Linked DNA regions of Homo sapiens: region 2 is linked to region 1. A link is an interaction called in ENCODE POLR2A ChIA-PET data of the cell type or tissue named here. Cell type or tissue: B cell. All regions are shown on one strand. Each heading gives the region's core, and the rest is flanking DNA. Links, peaks and the distances in the headings are about the cores only. Region 1 has its middle 99 kb from the start of MIR4464. Region 2 overlaps LOC105377891 (a long non-coding RNA gene).

Region 1 (4,393 bases), core at 92-4,091:
TCACTGATGCCCGGTGCCCATTATACAGCAGGCCTAAGTGCTAAGAAAACATAAATGAGAAAAACAGACATGGTGTTTGCCTCCTGAAGCAAAGTCTCCTGAGAGACAAATCTATTAATCAAAGAATCAACTGAATAGTGAGTATGATGAAGGAGTTACTGGATGTTATGAGAGTATGTAATGGTGGCCTGATCTAGTCTAGAAGAGTAAGGCAAGGCTTCTTGGGCCTTCTAGCTGAGATCTGAGGATGATTTGCGGTGAACTAGGTGAAGATGGCAGAGGGAGTTCCAGGCAAAGAGAAGAATGAGTGCAAAGGCCCTCAGGTGGAAGAGAGCACACGACCTTCCAAGAAGTAATAAGAGGCCAGAGTGACTGAGCTCAGGGAGCAAGGAGAAGAGCCCTGAGAGGTGAAGTGGGCAGGAACTACATTGAGCAGGGCCTTGGGGTCTGTGCTGCTACTACCACTGGGAAAGTTTTGGAAGGATATGGGCAGAAAAGAAATGATCTAATTTACATTAATGGCTAAAGTTTGGAGAACAGGTTAGATGACTCCAGGTTTTTTGCTATGCTAGGAACACAGGAGAGCTGTTTGGGGAGCCATTCAAGTATACATGCTGAGTCGGCAGATGCATGTACATATTTAGAGAGACCTGGGTTAAATTAGCTGTGAATTTTGAGATGGTGATTGAAATCATGGGTGGTTGGAATTGCCAAGGGAGATATAAAGAGCAGGAAAACAAGGGAGACTAGGACCAGTCTTTGATGGATTATGACCTTTAAAGTCTGAGGAGAGGGGGATTTGTCTGCAGAGGAGATTGAGGAGGAACAGCTAGGTAGGTGGAAAGGCAGAAGAGTGTAGTATACTAGAGGCTGAATTAGGAATCTTTCAAATGCATATTACTGAAATCCATCTTCAATTGATGTAACCAAAAAAAGAATAATTTATTGGCTCCTATAGCCTGAAATCAGGACTGGTCAGATATGCCTGGGTTCAAGAGCTCAAACATCCAGCTCCTTGGGAAACAGCCTCTCCCCCCATCTCTCAGTTCTGTCTCCTTCTGGATGGGCTTCTTTGCCAGGTGGATATTCCCATGTGGTGGCCTGATAGGGTCACCAGCAGAGGCTTCAGGTTTACATCCTACCCAAAGTAAAGAAATGTCCTTCTTCGATTGGTTCCAGCAACCACACCAGGTGTGACTATTGTTAGCCTAGCTTAGGCTAGATGCCCATCTCTGAGCTAGAGGTTGACATCAGCTCTACCCACACTTCACATAGACTGAAAGTTGGGAAAGGAATGGTTCCTCAAAAGAAAATCAGGGTGCTGTTACCTGAAGAAACTGAGAAGAAGCCAGGCAGGCAAGATCCCAGATGTCTATACAGATGCCGAAGTGATAAGAATTTTAAGAGGGAAAGTATATTTAAGAGTATGAAATACCGTTAAGGCTGGGTGCAGTGGCTCATGCCTGTAATCCCAGCACTTTGGGAGGCTGAGGTGGTGGATCATGAGGTCAGGAGTTCAAGGCCAGCCTGGCCAAGATGGTGAAACCCCATCTCTACTAAAAATACAAAAATTAGCTGTGGCGGCAGGCGCCTGTAATCCCTGCTGCTCGGGAGGCTGAGGCAGGAGAATCACTTGAATCTGGGTGGCAGAGGTTGCAGTGAGCCAAGATCACACCACTGCACTCCAGCCTGGGTGACAGAGTGAGGCTCCGTCTCAAAAAAAAAAAAAAAAAAAAAAAAGAAAGAAAGAAAGAAAAAAAAGAAAGAAATACCTTTAAGACACCAAGAAAGATAAGGACAGGGATTAGCCACTTGGAAGTCACTGGTGCCCTCAGACCCACACAAATAGCTCCATCACAAAGTAGGATGTGGTGGAAAACAAAATGAACAAAATGCAAGTTGAAAGGGCCACGTGAACCCAGGAGAGGAAAATCATTTAGGACGAAACAATCACGGAAAGCTTCATGTCCAAAGTAGCATTTCACTTGGGTCCTGAAGGATGGGTGATATTTTTAAAATGAAGGCCAGAGAAGTGGAGGAAGGGAGGGCACCCAGCTGACTATAGCATGAGCAAAAGTGCAATGGCAGAGATGTTTAGGGTGTGTTCACCAAGAGGTGAACAGTTCATGCTTGGTCTGATGGCTAGGGGCCAAATGTGAGTGCTGGCTAAGGAGAAGGGACTTTCTCTGTTCAATTTACAAATGAGTCAGCTGTAATTTACCTTCCCTTAGGTTATCGGCCTGAATATGTAAATGAGGGATAGCTGTCACTAGAATGAAACTGACATCTAGAAAAGCGCCTCCCTATAATCTTGCCTTTCCATATAAGGGCTCCCTGGCGTGCTTCACAGGTGAACTCTACAGCAAACGCATTCTTCTCTCTCCTTTCAGCCTTGGTCTTTCCTCTGACTCAGGGGCCTGGCTTGTGGTGCTGAGGCACCTTCCGGCTGCTGAGAATTGGACTACTCTGTCTTCTTGCTGACTGCGGCAAAGGAACGCCCGGGGTCTGACAATCACCTCTACGAGAGCAGCTTGGATGTTTCTCATCTTTCACTTGACTTTCTTATCCCTTTACTTAAATATATATATATATATATATACTTTAGAGACAGGGTCTCACTCACTATGTTGCCTAGGTTGGACTCAAACTTCTGGGCTCAAGTGATCCTCCCACCTCAGCCTCCCAAGTGGCTGGATTACAAGCATGTGCCACCACACCCTGCTCATCCCTTCAGTTTTTAGCCCAGAAAGCTGGCACTAAAAGGGATGGTAGGTTTGAGGGATTTTAGATGGAAGACAATTTAGGTGACTCTGCACTATATTATAGTCAAATATCCTGCAACCTTTGTTCCTAGAAGAAACCTGTGCATCCTGAATCTCTGACCCCTGGGAATACATTCTTTTCCCCCAGCACCTCACCTAGGAATGGTCACTTGGGTTAAGGGTTCTCAGGCTTGGTGGCCAAAAGCCAACACCTGTTCATTTATCTCCTATCTTGTACTCAGTCTCTTAAGACTTTTCTGCAACTTGGACCCTGGTGGGCCAAGTGCATTTGCCCAGAGAGAAAAATTGCACAAATTAGAACTCTGGATTGATATTTCACTTACATACCTCCACTTGGGGATCCTCAACACAGCTTAAATAGTAATGTCTTTAATGGGGGTCATCAAGGGCATTTAAGTAGGGACATGCAATGAGCAGAACCACTTTTGGAGAAGACTGCACTTGGCAGTCGTTCCCTAACAGATTTGAGAGAGCAGAGGTGGGAAATGGCAAATTGTTAGGAAACTGATAATGGGCCCAGGGAGAAAAACCTTGAACCAAGGAACTGAGCTAGATGTGGAAGGGTGGGCGTGGGTTTTAGAAACACTTCTTTAGAGGAAAACCATGATTAAAAAAGGAGAAAGAAAGAAGGAAAGGAAAGGAAAGGAAAGGAAAAAAGGAAGGTGGGATTGGGGGAAGAAGGAAAGGAAGAAAGGAAAGAAGGAAAGAAAGAGGACATGGAAATCTCTGTAGGCCAGGAACAGAGTGAGGAGGCTCAGTATCATGGGGAGGGCCTGGGAAACCTGTGGCCCCTCAGGACACAGAGATTCTGAGCTGGCAGCAGGAGCTGAGCTGAGAACAGAACTGAGCTCACTCCAGGAGCCCAGGACAAGGAGCCAAGTGTGAATGTGGGGCCAGGCCTCTGCTCTTCATTGGTGACTAGAGCTGTAAGAGCTGTGCCTGACTGTCTGGGATGGCAGTGGAAAGAGGCTCCTTCTCCACAGGTCAGGGAGGAAGCAGACTATGGCATGAAGGGGGACCCAGTTCTGTGCTGGGCAGCTTCTTAACTGAAGACTCCAGCTACCCACTGCAGTGCATGGGCATCCATCTGCGGGGGAGGGGCACTGATACACCTGTTCCACCAAGAATGCCCCATCACAGTGCCCTTGACCCAGGCTCCTCAGGAAGCCTCTTGTCTGAGACTTCTCATCTCTTCACCCCACACTGAGGGGCTCCTTGTCCTGCCATTCAGTCTCATTCGCCTCCATGGAACTAGGAACAGCTTTGCTGAAGTCCCTGGAGTGTGGAGGGTCACCTCATTTATCCCATCTCAGAGCCAGACAGTTGACATCATCAGAGTGACCGGGCGTCTTTGGTTGTGCCGACTCCTCTTTGCCATGCGTGGCACCCCCCCGCCCCCCACTCCTCCTGTTATTGTGCCAACCCCAGCAGGGCAATGCCTTGCCCCAGGAAAGGGGAAGCTTTTTCCATAGAGCTGCTTTCCAGCAAAACTGGAACCCTCCTGAGTGAAAGCCCAGTGACCACGCAGCCCACGAGGGCTGGGACCCAGAGTGCGGGACGGGGATTCGTGGTGTATGCCCAGGGCCTTTGGTGCCAGAGGGAAGGATGAT
Region 2 (4,393 bases), core at 86-4,085, 79 kb before region 1:
AGCCAGACTCCATCTATATATATATGTTTATATGTACATATATACACACACATATATACGCATATAAACATATATATGTTTTGTTTATGTGTGTATATATATACACATATATGTTTTGTTTATATGTATATATATACATATATTAAACATATATATGTTTTATATATTAAACATATATATGTTTTCTATATGTATATCTATGTATATATGTATATATACACATATGTTTACATGTATATATATAAACATATATAAACATATATATGTTTTGTTTCTATGTGTGTGTATATATATATACATATATACATATTATCTAAAATTTTGCAAGTCAAAATGTGCCAGCACTGTGTGTGAGTGTGTGTGTGAGAGAGAGAGAGAGACATAACCAAGTAATTGGATACTGGCAGGATGAAAAGGAAAACATGAGAAACTACCAAACCTTTGGAAATAACCCCATGAGGCTGGAGACAGACATGGATTTTACTATTTTTCTCCGGAAGTTGCAGAGCGGGCTTGGTGGGGAGGAGGAGGATGGGGTGAAGGTGGGCACTAGGTAAACACTGCCTTATTCTTGGTGCCCCTCCACCCAACCCTCTGTGGGCCAAGCCACATCAGTGCAATTCCTGCAGCCACATCTTTAGCTGGCATGGCTCCAAGATGGCTGACCTAAATCAGTTTTGCTGACATCCTGAGGGGTCTCTCATTTACAGGGGGCTGGGTCAGTTCAAGGGGTTTGTAGCATCTGCAGTTAAGTCACATCTCTGAAAAATAAGGAGCAGGGATAGACCCTTAGGCACATTGCTTTATAAGCACAAGTAGCTTGCACAGCTGAAAGTTCTTCAACCGGCCCAGGTTTTATTTACTTTCTCTTCTGTTCTTGTCCTCCTCAGGCCACCAGTGAAAAGAATGTAAGGTCACATAGCCTGTACCATTTCAGGGAGGCATTGTCTAACCTGGAGGTAATGTATGATCATTTTATACACCACCACAGATTCATTATTCATACAATTTTCCATTAATTTTTAATGCATCCAAGTTCCTACTTATTTAACATACAATGCAGTCGGCCAGATGTCTTCATAAAGCTATGAAAAGTGGTTCTGAAATACTCTTCCATAGCATCCCAATCTACTAACCAGCTGATGAGACAGTATTGCTCTTTAACAATGGGTCGGACTCCTGCTTTGGGCCCCCACACCTCAGGGACCCCCATGATTTAAATGGCTTTGCTTGAAGCCTGGCCTACAGTCTTATTGGGGTGGAGTGTCCAAGCCAGATCCCATTTCTCTCCTTCAGAGCACTATCCTACTCTCTAGCCATCTGGTAAGGTTGACCAGATGTCCAGAGAAGCTCTGAACCGCATACCTGTAAGATGATCTTAGGGCCAAGGTGGAGCCTCGTTCAAGAAAGCAGTCTGATGAAAATATGTTCCCACTGACACTGACCAACAGGTTATTTCTTTTGTTAGACTGCATGCCATTGGACCTCTAGAATGGTTTCCACAGGTTGATTTTGGGTAACTTATTTATGAGGGATGAAGAAGACAAGAATTTTTACATGCACTGATTGGGCAATAAACAAATACCCATTATTCTAAATTTTTACCAGTAAATCACTATACCTCACACAAACTCATTTTCTAATCAAATCATGTATATAGACGTGGCCTTGTAAAATATATTTGCCTAGGGATTGTACTTTCTGGGGCTAGCCTTGCCCTGGGGAACCACTATAGGCTCTGGAACTGGGGCTGATGTAGACTAACTAATTAGAGGGGGGACATTGGAAATGACAAAGAGCAAATAGAGAAATCTATGGCACTAACGGGGCTAAGGAGGAGTTAGTGTGGTAAAGTGAAATTACTCTAAGTTGAAAATCATGGGCTCTGAGGTCCTGGAACTACCACTACCCAGCTCTATGTTCTTAATCAAGTGTTTTTTTTTTTCTTTTTTTTTGAGAAAGGGCTCTTGTGCTTTTGCTGGGCTGCAGTGCAGTGGCACCAACACAGCTCACTGAAGCCTCGACCTCCTGGGCTCAAGCAATCCTTCCACCTTAGCCTCCTGAGTAGCCGAGATCACAGGTGCATGCCACCACACCCAACTAATTAAAAAAAAATTTTTTTTTTTGAGATGGGGGTCTCATCATGTTGCCTAGGCTGATCTCGAACTCCTGGGCTCAAGGAATCCTCCCACCTCGGCCTCTCAAAGTACTGGGATTACAGGCATGAGCCACCATGCCCAGCCTTGATCAAATCTCTTAATCTCTCCCTGTCTCAGTTTATTCATCTATAAAATGAGGGAGTTCAATATAGTTGTCTTAGTGGTTCTCAAACCTGACTTTGCAGCAGAAGACATAGAGAAGTTATTCAAAAATGATATTACTTCCTATATTATTCCATTGTCACACTGCTATAAAGAACTACCTAAGACTGAGTAAATTATAAAGGAAGGAGGTTTAATTGACTCACAGTTCTGCAGAGCTGGGGAGGCCTCAGGAAACTTAAAATCATGGTGGAAAGGGAAGCAAACACATCTTTCTTCACATGGCAGCAGGAAGGAGAAGAATGAGAGTTGAAAGAAGGCGGAAGCCCCTTATAAAACCATCAGATCTTGTGAGAACTCACTCACTATCATGAGGATAGCATGAGGGAAATTGCCTCCACGATTCAATTACCTCCTACTGGGTTCCTCCCACTACACATGGAGATTAAGAGAATTACAATTCAAGATGAGATTTGGGTGGAGACACAGCCAGACCATACAATTCTACCCCTGGCCCCTCCCAAATCTCATGTCCTCACATTTCAAAACACAATCATGCCTTTCCAACAGTCCCTCAAAGTCTTAGCTCATTCCAGCATTAAACCAAAAGTCCAAGTCCAAAGTCTCATCTGAGACAAGGCAAGTCTCTTCTGCCTATGAACCTGTAAAATCAAAAGCAAGTTAGTGACTTTCTAGATACAATGGAGGTATAGGTATTGGGTAAATATACCCATTTCAAATGGGAGAAATTGGCCCAAACAAAGGAGATACAGGCCCCATGCAAGTCCAAAATCCAATAGAGCAGTCATTAAAACTCAAAGTTCCAAAATGATCTCCTTTGACTCCATATCTCACATCCAGGGCATGCTGATGCAAGAGATAGACTTCCATGGCCTTGGACAGCTTCATCATTGTGGCTTTGCAGGGTACAGCACTCCCCTGGCTGCTTTTATGGCTAGTGTTAAGTGTCTGTGGCTTTTCCATGAGCATGGCACAAACTGTCAGTGGATCTACCATTCTGGGGTCTGGAGGATGGTGGCCCTCTTCTCACAACTCCACTAGGCAGTGCCCCAGTGGAGACTCTGTATGGGAGCTCCATCCCCACATTTCCCTTCCACACTGCCCTAGCAGAGGTTTTCCATGAGGGTTCCACCCCTGTAGCACACCTCTGCCTGGACATCCAGGCATTTCCATACATCCTCTGAAATTTAGGTGAAGGTTCCCAAACCTCAATTCTTGATTCTGGTGTGCCCTCAGGCTTGACACTATGTGGAAGCCACCAAGGCTTGGGGCTTACACCCTCTCAAGCCACGGCCCAAGCTGTGCCTTGGCCCCTTTTAGCCACAGCTGGAGCTGCTGGGACACAGGGGACAAAGTCCCCAAGCTGCACACAGCAGGGGGATCCTGGGCCCAGCTCATGAAATCATTTTTTCTTCCTAGGCCTCTGGGCCTGTGTTAGGAAGGGCTGCTGTGAAGGTCTCTGACATGCCCTGAAGACATTTTCCCCATTGTCTTGGTGATTAACATTTGGCTCCTCATTACTTATGCAAATTTCTGCATGGGTTGAATTTCTCCCCAGAAAATGGGTTTTTCTTTTCTATCACATCATCAGGTGGCACATTTTCCAAACTTTTATTCTCTGCTTCCTCTTGAATGCTTTGTCACTTAGAAATCTTCTGCCAGATATCCTAAATCATCTCTCTCAAGTTCAAAGTTCCACAGATCTCTAGGACAGGGCCAAAATGCTGCCAGTCTCTTTACTAATCCTTTGCTCCAGTTCCCAAGAAGTTCCTCATCTTCATCTGAGATCATCTCAGCCTGGACTTCATTGTCCATATCACTGTTAACATTTTGGTTGAAGTCATTCAAGAAGTCTCTAGGAAGTTCCAAACTTTCCCACGTCTTTCTGTCTTCTGAGCACTCCAAGTCTCTAGGATGTTCCAAACTTTCCCACATGTTTCTGTCTTCTTCTGAGCCCTCCAAACTGTTCCAACCTCTGCCTGTTACCCACTTCTAAAGTTGCTTCCACATTTTTGGGTATCCTTATACCAGCACCCCACTGTCTGTGGTACCAATTTACTGTATTAGTCCATTCTCACACTGCTATAAAGAACTGCCTAAGATTGGGTAAA

Evidence for each region. ChIA-PET counts read pairs that join two places held together with the same protein. Peaks named below come from ENCODE experiments on the same cell type or tissue, not always from the same donor. Only the 100,000 strongest peaks of a DNase experiment are listed, where the experiment ranks them.
Region 2: POLR2A ChIA-PET joins it to region 1 with 7 read pairs; 2 of 35 experiments call an interaction of 5 or more read pairs at or near these places.

Annotation. Positions count from the first base shown.
Region 1 is chr6:90,409,285-90,413,677 of GRCh38, forward strand. No RefSeq gene overlaps it. Among named protein-coding and RNA genes, the nearest start is that of MIR4464, 99 kb to the left of the region's middle. RefSeq lists enhancers at 2,153-2,512, 3,534-4,393. In B cell, for the core only: no CTCF peak of the experiment used is centred there; a DNase peak (open chromatin) is centred at 2,247.
Region 2 is chr6:90,330,474-90,334,866 of GRCh38, forward strand. LOC105377891 (a long non-coding RNA gene) reads left to right here. Exons shown (of 7, transcript XR_942778.4): 2 at 891-959. Among named protein-coding and RNA genes, the nearest start is that of MIR4464, 20 kb to the left of the region's middle. In B cell, for the core only: no CTCF peak of the experiment used is centred there; no DNase peak of the experiment used is centred there.